3 separate regions of the Homo sapiens genome follow, and all the other regions are linked to region 1. Evidence: read pairs that join two places in POLR2A ChIA-PET (ENCODE). Cell type or tissue: MCF 10A. All regions are shown on one strand.

The links. Peaks named below come from ENCODE experiments on the same cell type or tissue, not always from the same donor. Only the 100,000 strongest peaks of a DNase experiment are listed, where the experiment ranks them.
Region 2: POLR2A ChIA-PET joins it to region 1 with 13 read pairs; 3 of 35 experiments call an interaction of 5 or more read pairs at or near these places.
Region 3: POLR2A ChIA-PET joins it to region 1 with 24 read pairs; 7 of 35 experiments call an interaction of 5 or more read pairs at or near these places.

Annotation. Positions count from the first base shown.
Region 1 is chr2:28,157,735-28,165,734 of GRCh38, forward strand. The region is part of intron 7 of BABAM2 (BRISC and BRCA1 A complex member 2); the gene reads left to right. The region is part of intron 1 of LOC100505736 (a long non-coding RNA gene); the gene reads right to left. Among named protein-coding and RNA genes, the nearest start is that of BABAM2-AS2, 150 kb to the right of the region's middle. In MCF 10A, no CTCF peak of the experiment used is centred here; DNase peaks (open chromatin) are centred at 3,407 and 3,967.
Region 2 is chr2:28,374,881-28,382,880 of GRCh38, forward strand. LOC105374383 (a long non-coding RNA gene) reads left to right here and starts at 2,475. Exons shown (of 3, transcript XR_939876.3): 1 at 2,475-2,560; 2 at 6,309-6,556. RefSeq lists enhancers at 5,031-5,531, 5,532-6,032. In MCF 10A, no CTCF peak of the experiment used is centred here; DNase peaks (open chromatin) are centred at 2,691, 3,271 and 3,591.
Region 3 is chr2:28,221,152-28,229,151 of GRCh38, forward strand. All of the region lies in intron 7 of BABAM2 (BRISC and BRCA1 A complex member 2), which reads left to right. Among named protein-coding and RNA genes, the nearest start is that of BABAM2-AS2, 85 kb to the right of the region's middle. In MCF 10A, a CTCF peak has its summit at 7,435; a DNase peak (open chromatin) is centred at 3,640.

The DNA.
Region 1 (8,000 bases):
CTGAGTAGCTGGGATTACAGGCATGCGCCACCATGCCCAGCTAATTTTTATATTTTTAGTAGAGAGGGGTTTCACCATGTTGGCCAGGATGGTCTCAACCTCCTGACCTCGTGATCTGCCAGCCTCGGCCTCCCAAAGTCCTGGGATTACAGGCATGAGCTACCGTGCCCAGCCAACAAATTATTTAAGGACCTGATCTGTGGGGTCAGGCAGGCCTGGGTTCTAATCTCTGATATCCCACCTACTAATGATATAATCATGAGTAGTTATCCAAGCATGCAAGCTGAGCTTTTCTTCTATGTGTCAGAAATAACATGAAAACTATTTAAAAAACTGGAATGATATTGATCACAAATATAATAAAAAGTTAACAGCATTTCTATTTAAATTGATCAGAAGACTTAAAATCTCAATAGGTAAAAGAGCAATGTTGTTCAGTTTACAGAAGAAGAAATGAAACAACTAATGAACATAGAACAATGTTCACCCTCACCTAATAATAAAAAAACTCAAAAATAAAAACAACAAAATGTTTATATCAGGTTTAAATCAGCAAGATAGTAAAACTGTACCAATAAACTCTAAATGAAGAGGGCTACATAGGGAGAAAAGACAGATCCAAAGGGAAAACAAAAATGACCACTTGAATAACTACATCAACACAAGAAAGTTAAAAAGTACTGAAATACACACTGTTGTAGTAATAAGGTAGCTCCTCAGTTTATGCCTCATGGCGGCCCTAAAACTACCAGCAGCAAAAGTGGTTTCAGAGTGGGACTATCTGCCACCATGCTAAATCTCAGTACCAGTATGAGCTCCTTGGAATGTTCATCTGTTAGGATTGGCAATATCCATGCTTGAATTTGTATTCTCCATTTCTTGGACCATTCTGCTGTTTGTCTCTTTCATTGTTTGGAAGTCAAATTCCTTCTTTCAGCATTATAATAAGGCTATGTAATATAGCTTGAGACTTCTACTACACTTGTTAATCTTACTTATCTAATGCAGCTTTTGCCTGCATTATTGTTAATTATTGCGTGATTTACACTTTGAATTTTTACACAGGAATTGTGGGAGGTTTTCTAAATTGAAAAGAGATTTTAAGTTGGCAGAGTAGGAAATTTTTGTTCATTCTCATTAATGCCTTTGCCCTTTCTTTCTCTGTCTGAAGTTATCGCCAGTGGTTTAAGCTGTCTGGCGGCCTTGATTCTGCTTTAATGCATGTCTGGAAATTTTACTGGTATGAAAAGCATTTTTTGGAACTTTAACATCATCAACAAGTTCTCTTTTCACTTAAATGGCTAAAGGATAAAACATTTTATCTCAAATTCCTGCATTCTGAGGGAATTCACTTATTTCAATTTCAGGAGTTTCTGTTTGTTTCTAAAGAACTAGTGTAATATGTCATTATTCATTCATTCAACCAACAACATTTATTTGAGTGCCTATGACATGTCAGACAGTCTACTGACACTTTTTAAGTCAGGATGGGAGGTTATGGAATAAGATTGAAGATGTCCGACACTCAAGAAGAGTAGAGTCTACTGGCAGAGTCAGGCACAGAAGTAACTAACTTGGACAGCATGATGAATTTTGTAATAGAGGTGTGCACGTAGAACCATAGCAGCCCAGTGGAAAGAGCTGTGAGCTCTGTCTGCTATGGAGTCCAAGAAGGACTCAAAGAAAGGGTGACATCTGAATAAGACATTGAAGAAAGAATACAAGTTTTCCAGGAGGTAAAGGAGAGAATGGTCATTCCAGACAGAAGGGACATGTGAACTAGGCATGAATGCAAGAGGGTGCCTGGCATTTTTAGGGCACTGTGAGTAGACCAATATGGATGTTTCTAAAATCGCCAGAATTGGCCGGATGCAGTGGCTCACACCTGCAATGCCAGCACTTTGGGAGGCCAAGGTGGGTGGATCAGCTGAGGTCAGGAGTTCGAGACCAGCCTGGCCAACATGGCAAAACCCCATCTCTACTAAAAATACAAAAATTAGCTGGGCGTGGTGGCAAGCACCTGTAATCCCAGCGACTCAGGAGGCTAAGGCAGGAGAATTGCTTGAATCAGGAGGCAGAGGTTGTGAGTCGAGATTGCACCACTATACTCCAGCCTGGGCGACAGAGCAAAACTCCATCCCCGCCGGGAAAAAAAAAAAAAAATTGCCAGAATTTAGTTAGGTAAAAGGTAATAATCTGGAAGGGTTTTACATCCTGAAAGAAACCCAGAAAATGATTGGGTTTTTGTTTGTTTGTTTGTTTGAAGAGAAAGAGTCTAATTCTGTCACCCAGGCTAGAGTGCAATGGGCCAATCATAGCTCACTGTAACCACAAACTCCTGGGCTCAAGTGATCCTCCTCCATGAGCCTTCCAAGTAGCTGGGACTACAGGTATGCACCACCATGCCCAGCTAAGTATTTTTATTTTTGTAGAGTTGGGGCCTCACTAAGTTGCTCAGGCCAGTCTTGAACTCCTGGCCTCAGGGGATCCTCCCACCTCAGTCTGCCAAAAACCTGGGATTCCAGGACTAGCCACTGCGCCTGGCCATGATTGGTTTTTAGTATATTCTTTTTAGCTGGGCCCGTGCATGGAGCTTAGTGTATGGTTATGTGATAGCTAATCCTCCTCGGGCTCCTCAGACACCTATCCAGGTATGTATTAATTTATCTTATCATACATTGTGTTGAGAACATTTTCTTCTGTTCAGTCAGCCACAGCATTAGGCTACAGAGGCAGTAATTTAAGGGAGCCCCCAGAAGTGCACGTATGCACAGTCACCACCCACACATTCACATACTTGTGCAATGCACACGATCACACAAATATGGCTTTTTTTGTATTATCTCTCATTATTCCTAATAAAAAGTTGAACCCATGGGCGGTACTTCCTAAATATTTAATGTTTTTTTTTTTAGCACTAGCATCTAGCATGTGCAAATACTGCATACACATGGATCCAGAAAACTAAATTAAATGAACATAGAAAGGAACATATAAATTGTTTTTTTTTTTTTTTTTTAAATAAAGAGTAGGTAGGTGGGATGAAATAGTGAGTGTGGGCAAATGGGCAAAGGATGCAGTCTGGTAGGTGTTAGAGACAATGGATTCCTGGGAGAGTGTGGAAAGTACAGAAATTTGTAATCTGTATAAGAGTTGTCAGAAAGTACATGGAAGATTTCTACTATCTATGCTTTTAAAAAATATTTAGAATCATTTATTCAAATTTTCTGGAGACTACCGCAGAGTTAAACCATGAGGCGAGGTTCTCTGTGAATTTATTAATGATTAATCATGATGGTCCCAAGTTTCCCAATTGTGCAGAGCCAGCTTTCCAACAGATTCCCTTTACAGGAAAGATGCATAACTGGGAAATTGCATAAACCAGCCAGACGTCTTCAGGGAATTATGGGTAGGCAGTTTTCTTTTTAAGTGGCTTATAAAGCATTTGAAGAATGCCATTGTGGAGCAGAGAGCACATGCCCAACCATTGCCTTTTTTTGGGAAGTTGGCACATTCTTGTTTTGAGTTGCTTGTACCAACGGGCTTCACTGTGTCTCCTAGGGTTCCTGGGGGGCTCCAGGAGTCTAGGTGCTGGGGTCAACCAGTGACTCACTCAGAGCTTGAGCCAGTTTCCAGTCAGATGACTCCAGGGAATGGGAATGGGGATGGGAGCAAGAGTTGGGTTGGGGGTAGGTAGAAAGTAGAAATTAGAGATAGGCCTTCAAGGAAATTCCAGTTTGCTTTCCCCATTTTCAGAGTCTCTGGTTTGGCTCAAACTCCCAAAGTGTCTCAAAGACCCTTCTTCCTTTTATTCTGGAGCTACTTAGAACCCAAACTCTTCCCCTTTTCAAGCAAGGGTTAGCCAGAACTGTCTATCAGACCTGTCCAGCATCTTACCCTGAAACCCCTTGGGCAATGCTGAGGCCCTGCATTCCTAATACAAAAGGGAGCGCAAATGGGTGGGTGTGTCCTTTTTGGCTCTTGTTCCCCTCCACTTTGCTCTTTTGCGGTCAAAAAGTCTTGCACAGCAGTTACTTAATGCCAAGCTGGCCCAGCTGCAGCTAATTTAATCACTCATCTGTTGAGTGAGGTACTATTTTCATTTTGCACTTGGGGTAAACTGAGGGCAGAGATCTTTAATTATTTTATTTAGCACCAGAAATGGACTCTGATAGATATAGGATGAAACATTTGGACACTCTTTTGTTTGCTTTCCATTTGAAACATGATTCACTATATTATATACTGCTTCCTGTGCCCTAAATTAGTATAAATTTAAATTTTAGCTACTGCAACCTTCTCTTCAAACTAACTACTAATTCCTAGAATAAATACTAGTGATTTCAAATGAAACCTTTTCAATTAATGAGCAAGTGGCAAGGAGTTGTAATTGTTTAAATAAAAATTATTTAGAAACTTGAAATACCGTATTTTGTCTTTTTAAAAATACCAGTGGGTGTTTAGGCCCACGTAAAGAGAGTACATTGCTAGGCCCTGCAGCGCATACCTCACACCGGGACAGTAAAGACAAAGGGCACCTGAAATGTACATGGCTCTCTTCAGGATGCTTTGAGAAACCAGAACTTAAGTAACGGTTAAAGTAGAGACTCCAAAGTCAGACAGACCTGGATGTGAATCCAGCCTCCAATACTAAGTAGCTGGGTATTCTCTTAGCCTCCTTTTTGTCACCTTTTACCCAGGCATGAGGATAGTATCCACTTCACAGTTTTGAGGATTAATTGAATTAAAACATGTGTAATGAGACTACTGTCTGGCATACACTACTCTATGGAGTCAGTGCCCAGCGAATGATAGCTCTTCCTAGCTCAGCCAACCCTGCACCGGGCTTCTTCCTAAGTGCTGTTATGCACATAATCTCATTTCATTTCCCTACCAACCAGCCAGGTAATGCTCTTCCTCGCACACTAGAGCAGTGTTAGTTGAACATTTGAATTTTTAAGCATCTTGACTGAATATGACACTGCATTGGTGACATTTTGATAGCTGTCACTGCATGGTTTAGTTCCAGCATCTTTCAGCACATTCAGAAGCATCAACCTTTACATGTTGGGGCTTCTCCAACAGCAATTATAGCCACAAGTGGAGAAAAGCTATACATGTTCTCATAAAATATCATCGAGATTTGTGTCATAGGCCTCTAGTGACAAAGACATGTTTAACTGCTAGATGTCAGTTTTTTTCCCCCTTTCAGATAAAATTAAACTGTGGAGTTACCATTTAATCCACAAGTGTAAGAATAAATTGGTTTTTTAGTCCCAATTCTGTAGAAAATCAAAACTAGTACCAAATATTTTTATTTATAAACATTTTTATTGTGGGTGTAGGCATATCTGTGTGTAGACAGATAGAATGAGGTGCCCCCCGAAAAAAGACGGTGGTGTCATCTTTTGTGGCCAGCCTAGTGAAATCCTCACTCTCCTCAGATGCCTCCCAGCCGGCAGCCACCCTGCTTCCCCCATGACCTTCTTCTGAGTGTGAAGCTCTGGGTGCCAGCGCTTCTTCCAGCCAAGTCAGCAGGTGGGCCAGGATCAGCTTGAGAATTAGTTTTCTTAACAGCCCCAACTGGCCACTCTCAGAATAATTCTGTTAAATGTGACCTCTTGTGTTATGTGGAGTAAGTCAGTAGCTGGCTATCAGGGAGACTTTAGAGACCCAGAGAGCTTTATGCCTAAGGGGAGAAAAAGAACATTTTTCTTGTCTTGAGGCAGGTCACAGAAAATGTACACATGGTGCTGGGGACAAAGGTCTAGGAGAAAAGCAAAAGGCAGTCACCCCTGCCAGATATCTAATAGAATGCCAGAGTTAGACATGAATGCCATAAGAATAATGAAAAACTGAGAGCCATGGGCCTTAGGAAGAGAAAATGGAGTAAATCGGATGATAGAGCAAGAGAAGTTGTGAACCCAGCCAGAAAGAAAGGTAAGGGTGAGGCAATCTGTCCCCATCTTAACACAATGTACTCCTAAGGGTGAGACTTGTGTAAGATCGGCTGGGCTGATGGAGCTGGGTCAGAGGCCTCAGAATTGGACTCACGTGGCCCAAGGCTCTAAGGTAATGTGATCTATCGTCATGGAGATGAGAATTGAGGCCATCCACCCCTTGTGGGTGTTTTCCTCAGGGCACTGCCCATTGCACATTGCTAGATCATTTCCATCTGGCTTCATCTCTAGGCCCACTGCTATGCACCTCTTAGAAACTATCAGGTGGTACTGAAAACTGAAGATGAATTTTCTCATGGAGTTCTCTTCTTAGAAACTCCTAGACTCAGTGACTGATTGCAAAAGGCACATCTGGCACAAGAAAACAGACTCCTACAACTTGTTGCACTTAACATCTTGATACCAAGGATCATAGGGATGGAAAGACAGTGCTAATCCCCATAAACGTGTGGTGTCTGGTCACTTCTGTGCATTCCGTGCAGTCAATAAAATACAGTGTTGATGGAACCCAGTGCAGGTGGAGTAGAGCAGTTCCACATGTGCAATTGGTATTTGCTCTTCTTCCCTTCAGTGTGTTTTTTGTTGTGTCAAACACAACCGAATGAGAGTTGCCCCTACACCCCCACGTGGAGTTAGAGGAGTGCGTCCTGGCCTGGAATAGGTCTCTCTTTCTGGGCCACTCTGTGGGCTGTCTGAGCAGTGGAAGCATAAATATAAACCTCGGGCACATAAGGACACACACAGGCCGCAGAGCCTGTCAAGGGCTCTGTCATGTTCCGAGTGAACAGATGTTTATCCCACAACATTTTTTTTTTCCTTCTTGGAGTTTGTCCAATGCATTAAAAAAAAAACTAAACTGTTTACACTAATTATTCCCTTTTGCTGCCTTTGCTTGTTTTGTTTTGCTCTTTTCTTTTTCCCATACATTAAGAGCTATTCGTGTGAGGAAATTCTGCCCAGCTGCTTTCTGGAACAGATACTTCCATAGCTTAAACCAGGAACCCTTTGTTCTTGGATCTGAGTGGAGCTCAGATTGCCTTGTCACATGTATCTTGGCGCTTCTTCCCTGAAGTTTATAGGCTTTTAAAAATCCATTTCCTTTTTACCCCAAAGATAATCAGCTTCCATAACTTTTCTTAAAGTAAATAACTCCAGATCCCTTCATGGTTTCAGATTTTCCCGTATGCTTCAGTCAGGATTTTATTCAGCAATCATTTATTAAGTACATTCTTAAGTTTGGTGAGTACCATACCACTGTACTAGGTATCAAAAGAGAAACCCTTTCCCCTTTTATTGGTTTGTTCATGTTTTCACTTATTTTTTCATTTCCTTCATTCAAGAAATATTTGTTTAGCTCCTACTGTGTCCCAGGTACGGTTCTGGGTGCAGAGGAATCAGTGATAAGCAAAAACAGACATCGTCTTTGCCTTCAAGGAATTGCCAGTGTACTGCGGGAGAAAGACGTAAAGAATTAATTGCAATTCAGGGTGATACATACTATAATAGTAGGGTGTTCAAGTTTCTTTGAGGAATGTGAAGGGTGTAATTGGCTCTGCCTCAGGCATCAAAAATAACTTTACAGATTACTGGACATGTGAGAGGATTCTACAGAGAGAGGACAGCACATACAGAGGTGAGGAGGTATAAAGTATGGTTGGTTCGGGGAGCTTGATATCTGAATGCAAAAACAGCAGATGCAAGAGGTGAAGCTGGAAAACTAAGTTGGGTAGCCAAGTTGTTAAGGTCATTTTGCATGCCAAGTTTAAAAATCTGGAGTATGTCTTAGAGAAAATGGTGGGGGAAGGGGCACTGAAGCTTTTTTTTTTTTTCCTTGCTTTTTTTTTTTTTTTTTTTTTTTGAGACAGAGCCTTGCTCTGTCACCCAGGCTGGAGTGCAGTGGTATGATATTGTGTCACTGCAACCTCCGCTTCCTGGGTTCAAGGGATTCTCCTGCCTCAGCCTCCTGAGTAGCTGGGATTACAGGCATGTGCCACCACACCCAGTTAATTTTTGTATCTTTAGTAGAGATGGGGTTTCACC
Region 2 (8,000 bases), 220 kb after region 1:
CACCCAAGCCTGGGCAGCATCAAATTCTAGGTATACTAGGTGAGCACCTACCCTTCTGCCCTGTTTTGATTTCTTTCTGTGCCTTAGTTTTCCCATATATGAAATGGAACTAATCACCCTCAAAACACCCCTGCAAGGTACTAATTACTGTCTTTGAAAGGCTTTGAGATCCTTGCGTGGAAAATAACAGTACTAATAATGGATAATAACACTCTCCTTCTCCAGGGCCTTTCATCCACGGATCTCAAAGCCCTTCACAAACCTTAATTATTCTCACAACACCCCAGCGCAGGAGGCTGATGGTCATTAGCCCTATTTTACTGGTGGGGAAACTGAGAGAAGCCAGGAGACTGGCTTGAGGCCACACAGTAAGTTAGAAATCCTATGAAGGTTGGAACTCACAGCCCCCTGCCACTTGGGAAGAACTCAGACAATGGGGGCTTCCACCCAGCCCGGCAGGGGGCAGGAGCCCAGCAGGGCAGCAGTAGAGCCTCCCAGCCCACCAGGGCCCTTGGAGTGGCTGCAGAGGGGAGACTTGGGAAAACAGGAGGAGGCCCATAAGCATGGGCTTTGCTGGCCTGGCCTGGCGATTTGGGAAGAGAAGTAGCATTTATAGGGTTGTTCCTGAATGTCTTCAGGAAGTAAGTGGGCCTCCTCCAAAAAAGATAGACTACGGACTCATTTGTCCACTGAGCCCTTGATGGGGTTGGCAGCCTGGCATCCCCACCCCCAGGCCTCTATGGCTAGTAGGGCTAATGACCTTCAACCTCCAACATACACCAGATCCCATAAAAGGAACTTTTGTGTTGTGGCCTCCTCCTACCTGTGAGGAAGGGCATAGTGTTCCCATGAGGCAACTTGCTGTTGCCTTCATTGGCCCTAATACAACTGCAGGCCATCTAGGTACTGTTAGCACTAGGTCCTATTAACCATCATTTTAGAGATGGGGAAACTGAGGTACACAGAGGAACACTGACTTGCTCAAGGGTGTGGCTGTGACAAGTCACTGTTCTTCAATGACCTCTCCCCGCCCCCTCCCAACCCCAAGCGAGCAGGTGAGGCTGAATGAGATCATGTCCAGAAGGCCTTTGAAGTGTGTGGAGACTGCAGCTCTGGGGCCTCCCAGCGGAAGATGGAAAGCCTGGGGTCCTGGGCTCAGTGTCATCCCACAGAAGAATGGAGACAGCAGGGTCACCTGGACTGACCGGGGATCACCTGGGGACATGTCCTGCCTCTGAGCTTCTCTGGGGGAGGACCATGCTTCCTGGGACAGAGGGGTGAGCCCATCTCTGTTTGGGGCAGAGAGGCTCTGAGACCAGAGCCGTGTGATGGGACAGCTACTCCCCTTCTGCCAGGCCCAGTGCTCCAAGGGGTTAACCTAGGAGACCTCTGAGGTCCCTGCCAGCTCTGACAGTCCCAAGTCCCTTAACTTAGAGCCACACTCTTCAGAACACTGTCTGTTTTTCATGATTGCCCCTGCATAAGCTTAAAGAATGTTAGAAAGCAGATTCATCCCAGAGACAGTGGCAGGACCTTGAAGATCCAGCAGGGTGTCGGGAGCCCCGGCTCGGGCTCCTGGCCATCTCACAGACATACTGTGTGATCTGCACAAGGGCCTTCCTGCTCCTTGCCTCAGTTTCCCTGTTGGTAAAAACAGCAATGGAGAATACCCATGAAGTAATCCTGAGGGGGCTTGTGAAGCCCAAGGAAAGATATGCAGGGGGTGGCAAGATGAGCTTTTCTTGGCCAGGGAGAGAGCATGCAGGGAACACAGCACTTACAGAATGAAATGGGGGCGGTGCACGTAGCATTTTCTTTTGGGGACAATGCTAAAAGCTCTATTACAGTTTTCCTCACAGCCTGCCCAGCCTTGATAGAAGTAATATCTCATGTCTGTGTAGCCTTTTACCTAAGTGAGCAACAGGCTTTCTCTCCTACGTTATGTCTTTCCATTCCCCTGGACACCTCAGGGAACAGGTATAGTACCCTCAATTTACGGACGGGGAGACTGAGGCTCAGAAAGATGCAGTAATCTGCTGGAGGACACACAGGTAGTAAGGGGCAAACCCAGGCCTCGAAGCCAGCAGGCCCTTTGAGACATGCTTCTCTAGAAAGTTTCACCCCATGGAGTCCTTCCTGGGACCAGTACAAGGCAGGTCCGTCCTAGTGGTTGGGAGTGTGGTCACCACGTGCCTGCGTTGAGGGTCTGGATCACAGAGCCCACTTTCTGGATCCTTTTCCTCCTCTCGAGGGCCCCAGGAGGGTGGGCAAGGTCTCTTGGAATGGGGGGGCCTGGCCCCACGTGCGAGGTGAGGGCAGAGTGGGCGAGGTCCCTTGGGGTGGGAGGCCTGGCCCTCCTGACGGTGAGGGCAGGGTGCGGCCAGCAGTAGTTGGGAGGTGCGGGAGGCTCCTGCTCGCTGGCTGGGCAGGGTGGGGCAGGGCGGGGCAGGCACTGGGAACAGGGTGACCTGGACACCGCGACCTGCGATCATTGAACGAGGCACGCAGCGGTGGTGGTGGAGATAGGGAGACCCTCTGTGCCGGGGGGACCCTCACCAAGGTGGGCACCCTCTGAGCCTCCCGCCCCGCTAGCTTCCCCTTGGCCACCTCTAGGCAGCTTCCAGCAAGGATGTTCCTTCTCCCTCCCAACAGGCCCTCACCTGGAGCCTGCTCGGACCTGCCCTCTCCACAAAGCATGGTAGCAACTCCCTGGGGCAGAAAGTGTCTCTTCTGAAAGCAAGACAAGAGTTTAATGAAGCCCTAAACGCGCACAGTTGAGCCTGAAATTAGGGTGGTGAAGGGAGGGGAAGAAGGCAGTTGAGGACATGGGGGCTTCAGCCCAGCCCTGCCCCAGCTGAGCAAAGCAACCTGCAAGCAAACATTTGCAGAGCCCGAGGGCTTGGTTACAAAACATTTCTGACCTAGAAAGGGGAGAATGCCACGTTCCCTTCCCCCCAGACTCAGGTTTGGGGAGTGGTGTTGGGGTTTGGGGTTAATTTGGAAAGGGGGAACCAACAGGTAAAGAGAGGCCACCTCTGAAGGTGGATGCCTGGGTCTCTGAGGGTGTGGGGGGAAGCATGGGTCTGCCCGGACTGAAGCTGGGCAGGTGGGAACCCTCCCCACCCTGAGAGGGAGGGAAGGAGGGAGGACACTGAGGGCTGCTGGGCTCTAGGTAAGCCAGTCAGACTGCACACACAGGTGTGCCAGGGCTGGGACTCCTGCCCAGGACACCCAGCACCGCTCTACCAGGTGGGCAAAGCTCATTCTGCTCCCCAAAGAGGAAGGGAGTGGCCAGCCCTGAAGGGAGTGGCCAGCCCTGATTGACACAACCAGCTGGGCTCCTGGCTTTAGGGACAAAGCAACTGAGACTTGCTTTTACCAATGGTTGCAGGCATCTGGACAACTGGCAGTGTTGAAGGGAGCACTGGCCTCAGCCCCTCTCTATCCTGTCCCCAGGTCTCCCCAAAATGCTGCTGAGACATTCAAACCGCAGCCTCCTCCTTTACCTGGTAATTGATCCTCTTTTGCCCTGCAACTTGGGTTTGGTCTTAATTTGCCAGGCACTAAAGGCAAGAAGAGACGGGCAGGAGGGCGTGTTATCGCTTGTCTCCGGGCACAGAGGCTGTTGCAACAGAGCTCCTGAGTGCGTGTAAGAGTGCACGCGTGTAGCAGAGGAAGGGAACAGGCTGCACATGGGGTGGAGGATGGGTGCCAGCTTTCCTCCCTTGTGTGTGCCTATGGCAGGGGGAGGGTCACTGGGCTGATTTCTGTCCCTGAGGCAGGAGACCCCAGGACACAAAACAGACCCAGCAAGGCCTCTGTAGCTGCAGCCGGTGCCTGAGCTGCTCAGCCTCCCTGTGCTGACTGACACTGACTGAAGCTGGTCTCATAGCCCAACTCGTAGCTTCTCAGCCAGTCTTGACTGGCACCTGCCTGGCAGCCCATTGACCACTTAGTGGAGATGGTATGACACCCTGGGGGCTAGAAGCTGGTTGTAGGTTCTTTGACTTTAAGGGACTATCTTCTAAAGAGGCCAAAGTAGGCACCTTTGCTGGTGGCTCTGGCAGAGCTGCGGAAGCAGCAGCTCAAGTTCTGCCTTGAAGCTGAGTCCATTTGCTTTCCCCCTTCCCGGGACAGACGCGGAATCCTACCACAGTTATCCCATCACCGAATCAAAGGTATCATGGGGGGTGACGACCAGTGGGCAGGGGGTCAGAAGAGGCCCTGGGATCACTCAGTGCAGACTCCTTCGCCGCCTTCCTCCTCAGCACCCCTACCTCTCTTGGTTTCCTGTGGCTGCTATAACAGAGGACCACAAACTTGGTGGTTTAAAATAACAGACTCTTCCTCTTTCACAGTTCTGGAGGCCAGAAGTCGGAAATCAAGGTGTCGGCAGGGCCTCGCTCCCTCTGGAGGCCCTAGGGAGATCCATTCCTCATCACTTCCAGCTTCTGGAGCTGTCAGCATTCTTTAGCTTGTCCCTGCATCTGTCTCTGCTCTGTCTTTGTGAGGCCTTCTCTGTGTGCGTCATCTCCCTCTACCCCACTCTTATAAGGATACTTCCTGTTGAATTGTGGGTCTGCCCAGATAATCCAAGAATCCAAGATGATCTCCTCCTCTCAAGATTCTTAACCTCCTTACATCTGCAAAGACCCTTTTTCCAAATAAGCTCACATTCACACGTTCCCGGGATCTGGACACAGACCTATCTTTTTGGGAGACCACCATTCAACCTGCTATACCATTCAGTGGTTGGTAGGTTGTGGCTTAGACCCCTCTAGTGATGGGCGGCTCACTACTGCATGAGTTGGCTCCATCTATGTCCAAACAGGTCTAATTATTTTAAAGTTCTTACTTGGGTGGAGCTGAAATTTTGCTCAACAGGAACTTTTACCCACTGGCCTTAGTTCTGGTCTTCAGAGTACATACATCTAAATAAATAAACCCTCCAATCCCACCACCTCTGCCCCTGATTACAAGGCAAAAACAAAATGAGAAAAAGGATGAATGGGCTTAGTTTTGATACCAGGGAAAATGCAGAGACTCCGGTCTCCCTGGTGGCCCTGTCCCTAGGACTTTGTGCCTGTTTCCTCGCCGTAACACCAGAGAGTGGCCGAATCACCGTTTCATGGGATGCTTTTGAGAAATGCATCCTGGAGAGTCCCAATTTGCACTGGTACATTAAAGGCTCTGAGAAGTCCTAAGTAAAGAAATCCACTTAACCCCAATATTTTCCAAACTTATTTGAAAATACAGTGCTTTTATCCACTACCATCTTCTATCACCTTGCAAAACTTCCTCACTCTTTGGGGAAATGCTTTCAGTGATGCCTCGGGGTCTTTTCCAGCTTTCACAATCTGTTTAGGTCAAACCTAATCGTTCATGTGCTCAGATGCCCATCCCTAGCGCTGTTGTTAAGCATTTTGCTGGAGGTAACAAATAATCTGGAAAATTAGAGGCCCCTGCCCCAAGCCACAGACAGCCAGGGTGAGGCTGTGGGCGATGGCCTCCGCCTAGGGGCCCTGGGCCTCTCTAGCTCCTACCTGGCACTACAGGAAGCGGAGGGCCCCTGTGGGAGGAAGCCAGGGAAGTAAGGAGTATTTCTGTTGCTCTGTCCCCTGGAGATCCAGACCTTGTCTCAACTTCAGACTCAGCACTGCTCAGCCATCCTCGTTAGGTAATGCTGTCTCTGAATCAGGTCTTCTGGAAGCTTTATTTGAAGGTCTCAATTAACTTCTACCTTGGCTGTGGGGGGCGGAAACACACACACACACACACACACACACACACACACACACACACACACAATCTCAAAGGAGTTGAAGCTTATGAAGTGGGAGCAAGAAGAATACCTGGACCTCCCAAATGAAAGGTGCTTCTAGTGGGGAGAAAGAAGGATCTGAATGATTTGTCCTAATGGAAGAATGAGAGAGACTGCAGATCACTCACTGATGGAATCGGTGGGGCTGCGAGCTCTGAGAGAGACGGAAACGTTGACAGGAAAGCTGAACTAGGAGAATGGAGTGTCTTGAAAAGGCTACCACGTTTCTCCCCTTGCCCAGCGTGAGATGACATGTGGGCTATTACCCTCTCCTATCATTTTCTGTCTTTAAGACTCCTAGAAGAGGACACTCAGCCTCAGAGGATCAACCTTTATGGAGTGTCTGTTACCCAACAGTTTCATCTGCAGAAACAAGGTTCGCTGTGCCCTGAGATACAGCTGTTTACTGAGTGCCCTGTACCAGATACCATGCTAGCTGCTGACACATATATATTATTTAATCCTTTTAACCTCTAAAATCTTACAGGTGAAGACACCGAGGCTCAGGGAGGAAGCAAAGCGCGGAGCAGGGCCAGATCTGTCTGGCTCCTGACCCCACACCACAGCTTTCGACATTGTTTAGTAACAGCCTCTGCATCCTGAGGGTGCTCTCGCTAGGTGTGACTTGAATCTCTCCTCCCCTCGCCTGCGTTGGATCTGATGGAAGGACTGTGTAAGTAGGTCGGATCTGCTTCTAACCCAGCCTTGAGAGACATCACCTGTCTTCTTGTGCAGGTAAGTCGCCTTCTAGCTACTGGGGTGGGGAATGTTTGCTTTCTGTTAATGAAAAGAAAGAGGTGATAATAAATAAATGCCCAACCCAGTGCAGTAATCAGTGTCCCTAACAATAAGGCCCTGTGTTTGGTCTTGGCTGCGGGTTCTATTCATTGGCTAACGTCACTACTCAGGAGCCCCTGGGCATGTCAACAGGGTAGGGCCCCAGGCACACTTACAGGTGAGCGGACTGAGCCTTTCTGCTGTAAGCTCCCAGAATTCCTCCTGGGAAGTGAAGTTCCTGCAGACCTGCTTCCAGGTGCCCCAGGCCAGAGTGAGGGAGGTGCCTTGGGCTCCCAGGTGCATGGGGCAGTGGAAATGGCACCCTGCGCCTGGCATCAGGAAATGGGGGGTCTTGGCCCAGCTCTGCCTCTGGTGCCCTGGGTGATGTGAGGCAAGGCTGTTTCCCTCTCTGAACCACAGTTCCCACATTTGTATAATGGTGGGGGGTTGCACCAAATACACTCTCAGGTTCCTTCTAGTTCTGACACTACAGGATCCTGTAGACGCAGCTTCTCCCACATCTGCTTTATTCCAGATGCCACAGCACAGGGGCCCCCAGCTGGTAGGTGGAAGACCTCAGAGCTTCAGCAGCCCAAACTCTTTTTTCTGTGAGCTGCTGGACACGCTTTCCTGCCTCAGCTTCCCCAGACCCTTCCTTTCTTCCCCACTTGCATGTGTATGAAATTTCCCACTTTGTGAGACATTTTCAGAAACATTATCCCACTGGAGCCTCACCACAACCCTGTGAGATGGGCAGAGAAAGGAATGTAACACTGTGGGCATCACCCATGTGCCATGCCCCTTCCGGGCTGTTTCAGTGAATCTTCCTATAGCTAGAGAAATCCTTTTGGGAATAAGGCAGAGTATAAATAAACAGACGGTGGGTGGATAGTTAGATAAATACATACATGTGTAATTCTCACCGTGGCCTGGAAATCTTGGTGTTGTTATCATCACCACATCACAAGGAAGGAAAGTGAGGCGCAGAGGGGTTCAGTACCTACCCAGGGTCCCCTGGCTATCAGGTAGCAAAACCAAGATTTGAACCCAGGCCTCTGTGGCCTAAGCTCATGGCCCTTTCTGCTGTGTGCTAAGGACACAATCAACATTCTTTGCTCCAGATGAACTGGGTATATAGAGATGAAGTGACTTTGTCAAGGTTACCGAAGCTCCAACTGGCAGAGCCAGGAATCAAACCCCCATTTTTTGCCTACAAACGTAAGGCTCTTTCTGGAAACATCACAGTTGCCTCAAAAGAAAAACCAGTGGAGTCCCTTCCACCTTCCCTCCCTTTCTTCATTCCTCCCTTGCTTCTGTCTTTCCAGGAACATTCCCTCTCCTCTCACGTGTCCTGAGCAGGATATCGCATGATCTGCTCCTTGGCGCAGATAACAGAGCCACC
Region 3 (8,000 bases), 63 kb after region 1:
CCTCTGGGACACCAGGCAGTCCCTTTTCCCTCTAAACTTCTCCCCTTTCTGCTTTTGTTTCTTTCCATTCCTGTCTGAGGGATGTGCTCATCCGGTGCCACATCCTTCTTCTTCCCTGTGCTGGCATTTCTCTGACTTGGGTGGTGCCACCCTCTTCCTTGGGACAGTGGGCCTCAAGTCTTAGCCTCAGTGAAAGTGCAGGGGGGAAACATGATTTACTGAGAAACACGAAGTACGTCGATTTAGTATGTTTGCAGTGTTGCCCTATTAAATCAGTTTGGGGTATTTATTTATTTAGTTGTTGTTGTTGTTGTTGCTTTAATTTAGCCACAAAAAAATGTATGACATATTACATACTATTCTGCAGCTTGCATTTTTCCTATCCAATATATCATGGCCATTTGTCTGAATGGAAATAATGAATGTATTTTTTAAGTGGCCCTCAGAACCTGAAGGCTGCTATCTTCCTGGTGGCTGTATGGTACTCCACTGGAAGACTTTGCTATAATGTGTTCAGCTCCCCTGTTGTTGATTGAAATTTGTCGTTTACATTTGTGATTTGGTTCTACTCATATGAACTTGTCATTTATTCTCTCCAGTGTTTGTCTTCAGTCCTTCGCCTGCCTAGGAGGCAGAAGTCACTCAGAATATGCCCAATCTCTGTTTCAAGTCTAGAGTTGGGTTGGTGTGTTTGTTGTTCAGGCAATGAGCATGCCTGCAGCTTAACAGTTTCAGAATGTGATGGGAGCGAACTTAAGGGCTCGCCTTGCTCCAGAGTGACCCTGATCCCAAGTTGGTTCCTAATGAAATGAGGAAACATCCAGAAAAGCAAGTTGTCCTGAGTTAGCCCCAGACTGTATTGAGAAGCAGTCTTGGTCTTGTTGGGAAAGGGAGGTGCTGATGTGAGCCTGGGGCCCCATCGAATGGCCGGAAGCTCTGTGGTGGACCTTACATATTCTCATGCTCAGCACTTGCCGGATGGCCCAGAAGTTGTGAACCCTTCCCTGCCCTCTCCTCTAAGACTCTAAATGCCTACACAGGGTTCTGTGGAAGTGTTATTTTTGGAGAGTACTAGGAATCCTGAGAGTTAAGAGTGTCTTGAACTGAATCCTTACACCAAGAGGCCTAGATTGATGGAGAGCCCAACCAGAGAATTCAAGATAATCTCCTCATGTCGGGGTCCTTAACCTTTATCACATCTCACCGAAGTCCCATTTGCCATACAGGGTAAAACAGTCATAGCTTCCAGAAGTGAAGCTATGAATATTCAACATGTGATTCCACGTGAGTCTGAGCGAAACTACTTTCGGCCCATTGATGCCATGGATGCAGTATTGATACCTTCACATGCTGCAGGGGCAGGAGATAATAGCTATGGGCCAGCCATACAACTTTTCTCATAAGTCATGTTTGCATTCCCCTTTGTGCTATTAATACTGCTCTATTAGTACATGTTTAGTGTTTTGGTTTTGAAGCCTTAAGAAAACAGTAGCAATCCAAATTCTCAAGCAACCAAGAAAGTGGTTTCCAAAAAAGTTATTAGGCCAACCTCAATTATATTTGGCCAATTAAATTGGCATTGTCCTTGTCTACAGTTCCCAGAACCCCTTCTCTTCCTGACTAAATCTTTCCCTTTCTGTTGTGTCTTGTGTCACTGGTTTAAAGAAAGCAAACACATCCATCTTCTGGAGTTATCAGGCGCCTCAGTACAGGTTCCCCTGAGTTCTAGGCAGCCTGGACCATGAGGCACCCTGGCCCTGCTTCCCCGCAGGCCCGCCCCGCACTCTGTCTGGGGAAGTGTGGGCCCTTGTTACTATTGTGGCTGTTTTGAATCATCTATTTTAGAGAATTGGCTAAAAATAGTATTTAAATTAGTGGATATTTTTTAAAAGTAAAAGATGCAGGTAAATAAATTATGTTATTTAGAAATAGATTCCTAGTTTTGCACAGATGGATATTAACAGAACTGAACTCCCACTTCCCTGTTATTAAGTAAACAGGATATTTAGTAAGATCAAATGTTTTTGAAATGATAGCAATCTACTGAATATATCTTATTTTTGTTAAAACACTAACCACACTTATAGCCTCCTCAATTCCCTCTTCCCAGTCTGCTCCAGAAAATGGTTCCTCCTGCTTTCCAGCTGGTTTGGGGAGCACACTGCAGAGGGGGACAGTGCCCCCATCCAGTGTCTGTGTCCTGCTCCCCATGCTCACCTTTGTGGACATTTCCTGGGGCAGTAGCTGGCACCAGGGCCAGGCACCCGGGCTTGGCACCTGAGCTGCATCAGCAGAATGGGGAGGAGAGAGGGTCCTTACAAGCAAGCACCTGCCTACAGCCCCTTAAACTGGCTCTGCCCTTCTTCCCTTCATTGTTCACCGCCTTGACTTGATCGTACTCTCTGCTTATTGGGCAGCTGTGGTGGGAGTGAGAGTAGAGGTCTCCAGAGGGGACAGGAAGATCAATGGGCAACTGGAATGACACCAATAACTCGGCTCTTCAAGGTAGAACTGGGGCCAGGCTGAATGTTGCCAAAATTAGAAGAGCAGCAACTTTACCTATTAACTGAGGTCTTTAACTTCTGAGGATAGAAGATTCCTTCTGTATGGTTGAAACAGCATTTCTCAGGGGTGGGGCAGTCAGGTAGTCTGTCCTTTTAGTCCATATCAGAACCAGCTATGAGCTTTTTTCCTTCTTTTCAAATAACACATTTCTCCACCCTGAGATTCCAATATGCTATGCTAGAACAAGGGTGGGAGAAAAGGTATGTCTCCTCCCACCCCTTCCTCTCTCCCCAAGAGAAATCTCTGAAGGGAGGTCACACTACTTTGGTGTTCAGGGACAGATACACTTCTACTCACTGCTTGTATATGCAACAGATGATGTTGAAGAAGAGGCTATTTCCCACATTAACCAAAGTGGCACATGACTCCATGTGAACCAAACCAAAACAACAAAAATACTTACCTTCAAACAGTTTAATTTACCCAGTTAATCACAAAAGATTAAAAAATTGCTAAATCAGAAATTCTCTACCTGTAACTGATGTTTTCATTGATGATGAATATTAGAAACATTAACTATATCACATACTCCCTGAGGACATAGAGTGGTGACTTGCAAATGTTTTGGTTTGGAATTGTGGCACCTTATTGTTGTCCCTAAATGGTTTACATATTGCACACATTTTTAATTTAAAAACAAGAAACAAAACAACCACTTTAATTTCACGCAAGCCCTTTTGTGATAACTGCAGACATGAGTGTCATAGAGCCAGACCCCTGACTTGCTGCCAGTAAAATGAATGTGTCTTTAAAATTTTTGCAAACAAATTTAGTCTTAACTCTTCTCTGGCTTACTAAATTGTGGGATGCTTCGTACTTCAGTTTGCGGTACTTGAGCTTTAGAAGCGTGCCTGAATGGTGCTCAAGACACTGCTGTGGGCCTCTGCTGACAATGCAAGCTCTCACAAAACTGAACGTTTGGCCCATTTACCATAAAGAAGCAAACAGTCCCCATCCTAAGGACAGGCCTAGCCTAAGGTTAACAGTAAGAGCAACATTTTGTTGCTTCATTTTCCTATTAAGCTCTGGGTTGCTGATTGAAGCAGAATTCCAATGTTTTGACACACCACCACATTGTTAGCACGATAGGGAGGATTTGATTATGGGAGAACAAGTCCAAAAACGGTAAATTGACAAAAAAAAAAAAAAAAAAAAAAATCTGGGGCCCTGTTTCTCAAGGCAGCTTTTGTGGTTGCATTCCTTTATTTGATGTGGTTCTTTCCTTCTCCTGTGCCAAACGGTGCAATGTGGAAAAATGATGAAGTTGCAAAAAAAGGAGAGTGGATAGGGAGTGAACTGTTTAGTAACAAGAGAAAGAAAACAGAGCTTAGGGATCAAAGACAAAAATACCTGTTTCTCCAAGTAGGAAGAAGAAAATTAACTCAGGGGTTCTTTCCTGAAGCCTGGATAAAGGCTGAGCCCTGCTCTCAGCTGGTGCTGCTTAGGCCAACCCGGGCTGATCGCAGTAGAGACAGGGCAGCCACAAGCTGTCTGTAGGTGAGAAGAGCAGCAGCTAGAGAAAGGGCAAGGCTGAGTGCTATGGGTTCCCAAAGACAGTCGGGCTAACAAGGGTGGGCGCCAGGGAGGAAGGATGGAGAGCAAAGGCTGCCTTCAGCATCAGACTGAACACGGTTAACACCAGCCAGCCCTGCAGGCATCAGAATCCAGAGGAGGAAGCATCAGAATCGAAAGGAGGAAGAGGCTTCCATGCAGGAACAGGATTTTATTTATTTACAATTTGAAGGCTGGATAGCTTCTCTATTGTGTGGTTTATGACATTTTCTGAGTGTTAAAATTATCTCTTTTTGCACTGTGAAAAGAGCATATATGATTCATGTTAATATTTCTGAGGATCAGTCACCAACTAACAGCTAGTATTTTGGGTGGGAGGAAGGCTTTTGTAGGCAGCTTTTTCACCTAACATAGAAGTTAAAAAGCACCAGAATATGCCTCAAGCTTCGTTCAAAATCATATAAATAGCTCCCTCTTGCACAGTTACAATCTAGTATGGTTGTGAGAACTCCCACAGTCCACGAGTTGCCTAATGCTCACCTCACCCTTGCCTGAAAAAAGCTAATTCCTGTGGTTTACCTGCTGATGGAATATAGCTTCTAAGAAGTTTGACCAAAGGGCCTCTTTTCATTTTTGCTAATAACCTATTCTAGGGGGGTGGGGTTTGCCTATATTTCTTCCTGGATACTTTTCGTACTTTCAGCATCTGTAGAACTGTCAAATATTTCTATAATCCTAGATCAAGAGTCAGCAAACTAAAACCTCCTGGCCAAATCCAGCCCACAGCTAAGAATGACTTTTACATTTTTTAAATGGTTAGAAAAATATTTAAATAATAATGTTTCATGACTCGTAAAAATTACATGAAACTTGAATTTTAGTATCCATAAACAAAATGTTGTTGGAACACAGCCGTGCTCATTCATTTACATATTATCTGCGGCTGCCTTTGCACTTCAGCAGGAGAGCTAAGTAGCTGCAATACAGGCATTATGGATGCAAAGATGACAATATTTACTACCTGGCCTTTTACTGAAAAAGTTTGCCAATCCCTTTCCAAGACCGTTAAACTCTTCTTTTCCATAATGACTATTTCCATAAAGATATATACATTTATTGGCTTTTAATGTTCATTTAGAAATTTGACTTCCATCTCTTTTTTATATTCATTGGACTTTAATACTACAAATATTTTTTAAGTGTCTAATATGCTTGGCATTATTCTTGCTAAGAATAATGAGGTTATAAAAGTGAACAAAACAGAGGCAGATCCTCATTCTGGAGGAGATTATATTCTAGTGAGGAGTCATGGGGGGAGATGATGAGTGAATACGTGTAGAATGTCTTATGCCACGGAGAAAACGACAACACAGAAGACCAAGTACCAGAGATGGAAGGGGCTTATCTTAAATAGATGGTTCAGGAAGCCTCACTCAGAAGCTGACATTTGAGTAAGACCTGAAGCAGGTGAAGAAGCCCGCCCCGCAAATGGCTGGGAAGAGTTCCAGGCAGAGAGAACAGCAGGAGAACTGGGCCAGTGCCCTGAGGTGAAATTGCCCCAGCTTATCCAGGGAGGTTTTAGCCCCAGTGAGAAGTTCAGTAGGTTCTGAGCCCTGCTCTCAGTGGGCGCCTCTTAGGCCAACCAGGCCAATTGACTATGGGGTGTGAGAGAAAGGAGTCAGCAATGACAGAGGTTTTTGGTCTGGGAACCAAGAGATAGAAGCTGCCATTTTCTGAGATGAGGTGGATATGGGAGTAGGTTTTGGGGGCAGGGTTGCTTGTGAGCAGGTTGAGTTACAAGTTCTGAGTTCAAGAAAGGCCTGAGCCAGACAGATAACATTTAGAATTTGTTAGTTTAAAGGAGAAATTTCAGCAGTGAACCTGGCTGAGATTCAATCTCAAAGCCCAGATTTTTTTTTTTAATCTCCAGAACATCTCTCACTTTACAACTAAACAGAACTTTTTATTTTTTTAACCTCACGTTTTCTTTCCTTTGCAGTTCACCATTGGCATCGCATCAGGATCTATCCCTGTTCTTGCTTCCTCTCTAGGTAGATACCCCTCACCAGTAGGCACCCTGGGCAGCCTGAAATATGAAATATGCCTTTCTCAATGGGCAAAAAGCTGCTCGGTGTGGTGCAGGACGCATGGTCTGCTGTCCACATTGAGAACCTGGCCTCGGATCCATTGCCCTGCCTTGTTAAGTAGTGTCTGTGTCCTCGTTACTTCCAGCCTCAGTTTTGATTTGACTGCTTCCTTGCCTTGCCTTCTGTTTACCTGAATATAACCACACTCATTTTACCCATGTGTACATCTGGCAGAAACCACCTTTTTTCTGGTAGTTTCAATAAATGTCTTATCTCCCATACTAGGCCTTAAGAGCAGACCTGTGTTTTCCTTACCTTCCTGTTGTCCACAGTGCCTTTCAAGTAGTCAGTGATCCCATGCCACGGGGATGGGAGGCACATTTGCATTGACCACACCCCTTCCCATTCCAGCCCTGGCCGTGCATCATTGCATGAGGTCTAGAGCAGTATTTTTTCAAACTGTGGTGTGAGGACCACCTGCATCCACTAAGGAACAGGTTAGCATGCACATTCCCAGGTCTCACCTCCGACCTGCTGAATAAACCTAGTAAATTGCCTTCTTTGGGGTGGGATCTGGGTATCTGAGTTTTTAACAAGCCCTCCCACCCCCTCCAGATTATTCTTAAGCAAATATGAAAACTCCAGGTACAGAGAAAGATTACAATTCCAGTTTCACTGTTTCCAGCTTGGACAAATCATCCATCTCAAGCCTCAGGTTTCTTTCTTCTCTCTACAATGAGTATGTTGACACTTGCTACCTGTTTTGTAAAGGTGTTGTAAAAACTCAAGCAAGGAGCACTTTGGAAACCTGTGCTAATCTCATCTTCTGGTATCTTTTCATTTTCATGTGGAGGTCAAGCTTTAGCTACCTACAGATTGACTTCTTGAACACAGAGACCAGTGATGTGCACGTGAAGTTACCTAGTGCTATTTATGTGCCTGAACTTTTAGTAAATACCAGGTAATAGAAATCAGGTAGATACCCTTCTGTGTCCTGGAAAGGCAGAAGGCTTTTTTCTTGTTCTCTACATCTTTCTTGGACCATCATTAAAACATGTGTGCAGTGAGAAAGAAGGAGTTAGAAAAATGTTTGTAGGTTAGTCTAGGATAACTATTGTATGCACTGTTTTTTTTTCCAGGGAAAATATTTTAAAGGTAATTCATAGGAAAAGTGATCTGTACCTATTTAAGAGCAGTAAAGCCATTCATTGGAGTTTTATAACAAACTCATAGTAAATTCACTCACTCCTGACCTCTGGCTTTTGAAAATAGTTTCACTTCTTAAAGAAACTGTAATGCAATCAACAGCAGGTAGTAGGCCTGGAATCAAGATGCAACAAGAGAAAAAAAAAACTTTTCTTCCCCTTACCCTTTTCGTGTCTTGAGTGACTGGGCATCATTACAAGTAGTTCATACCAACTCTTAGTAGAACAACATCTGCTAAGTCTGTTATTGTTTTGGGGGGCTTACTTAAAATACTTTTCCACATGCTAAGAAAATCCTGATGGTGGACATCTGTTAAGATTACTGCCCTCTTAAAGGCTTGTTTGAGATGTTAACAAACTTACAAAACACATTTCTGAACAAAGACTTGGTTAGGGTTCATGCCATTAGACATACTCTGTTTGCAATTACAATAGTCTCATCTTTCATATTTTTTAAATGTAAAGTTCTTTGCTTGCATTCCACCTTCTTTCTACTGGAAAGTGTCCATCAAGTCCTCTGGCCCTGAACTAATCACTTCAGTTCAGGTACCAAAATAAGTTTAATAAATATTCCTGGAAACACCCTCAAGGACTTGGCCAGCCCAGGCATCTACTAAAACACCCAAGTCAC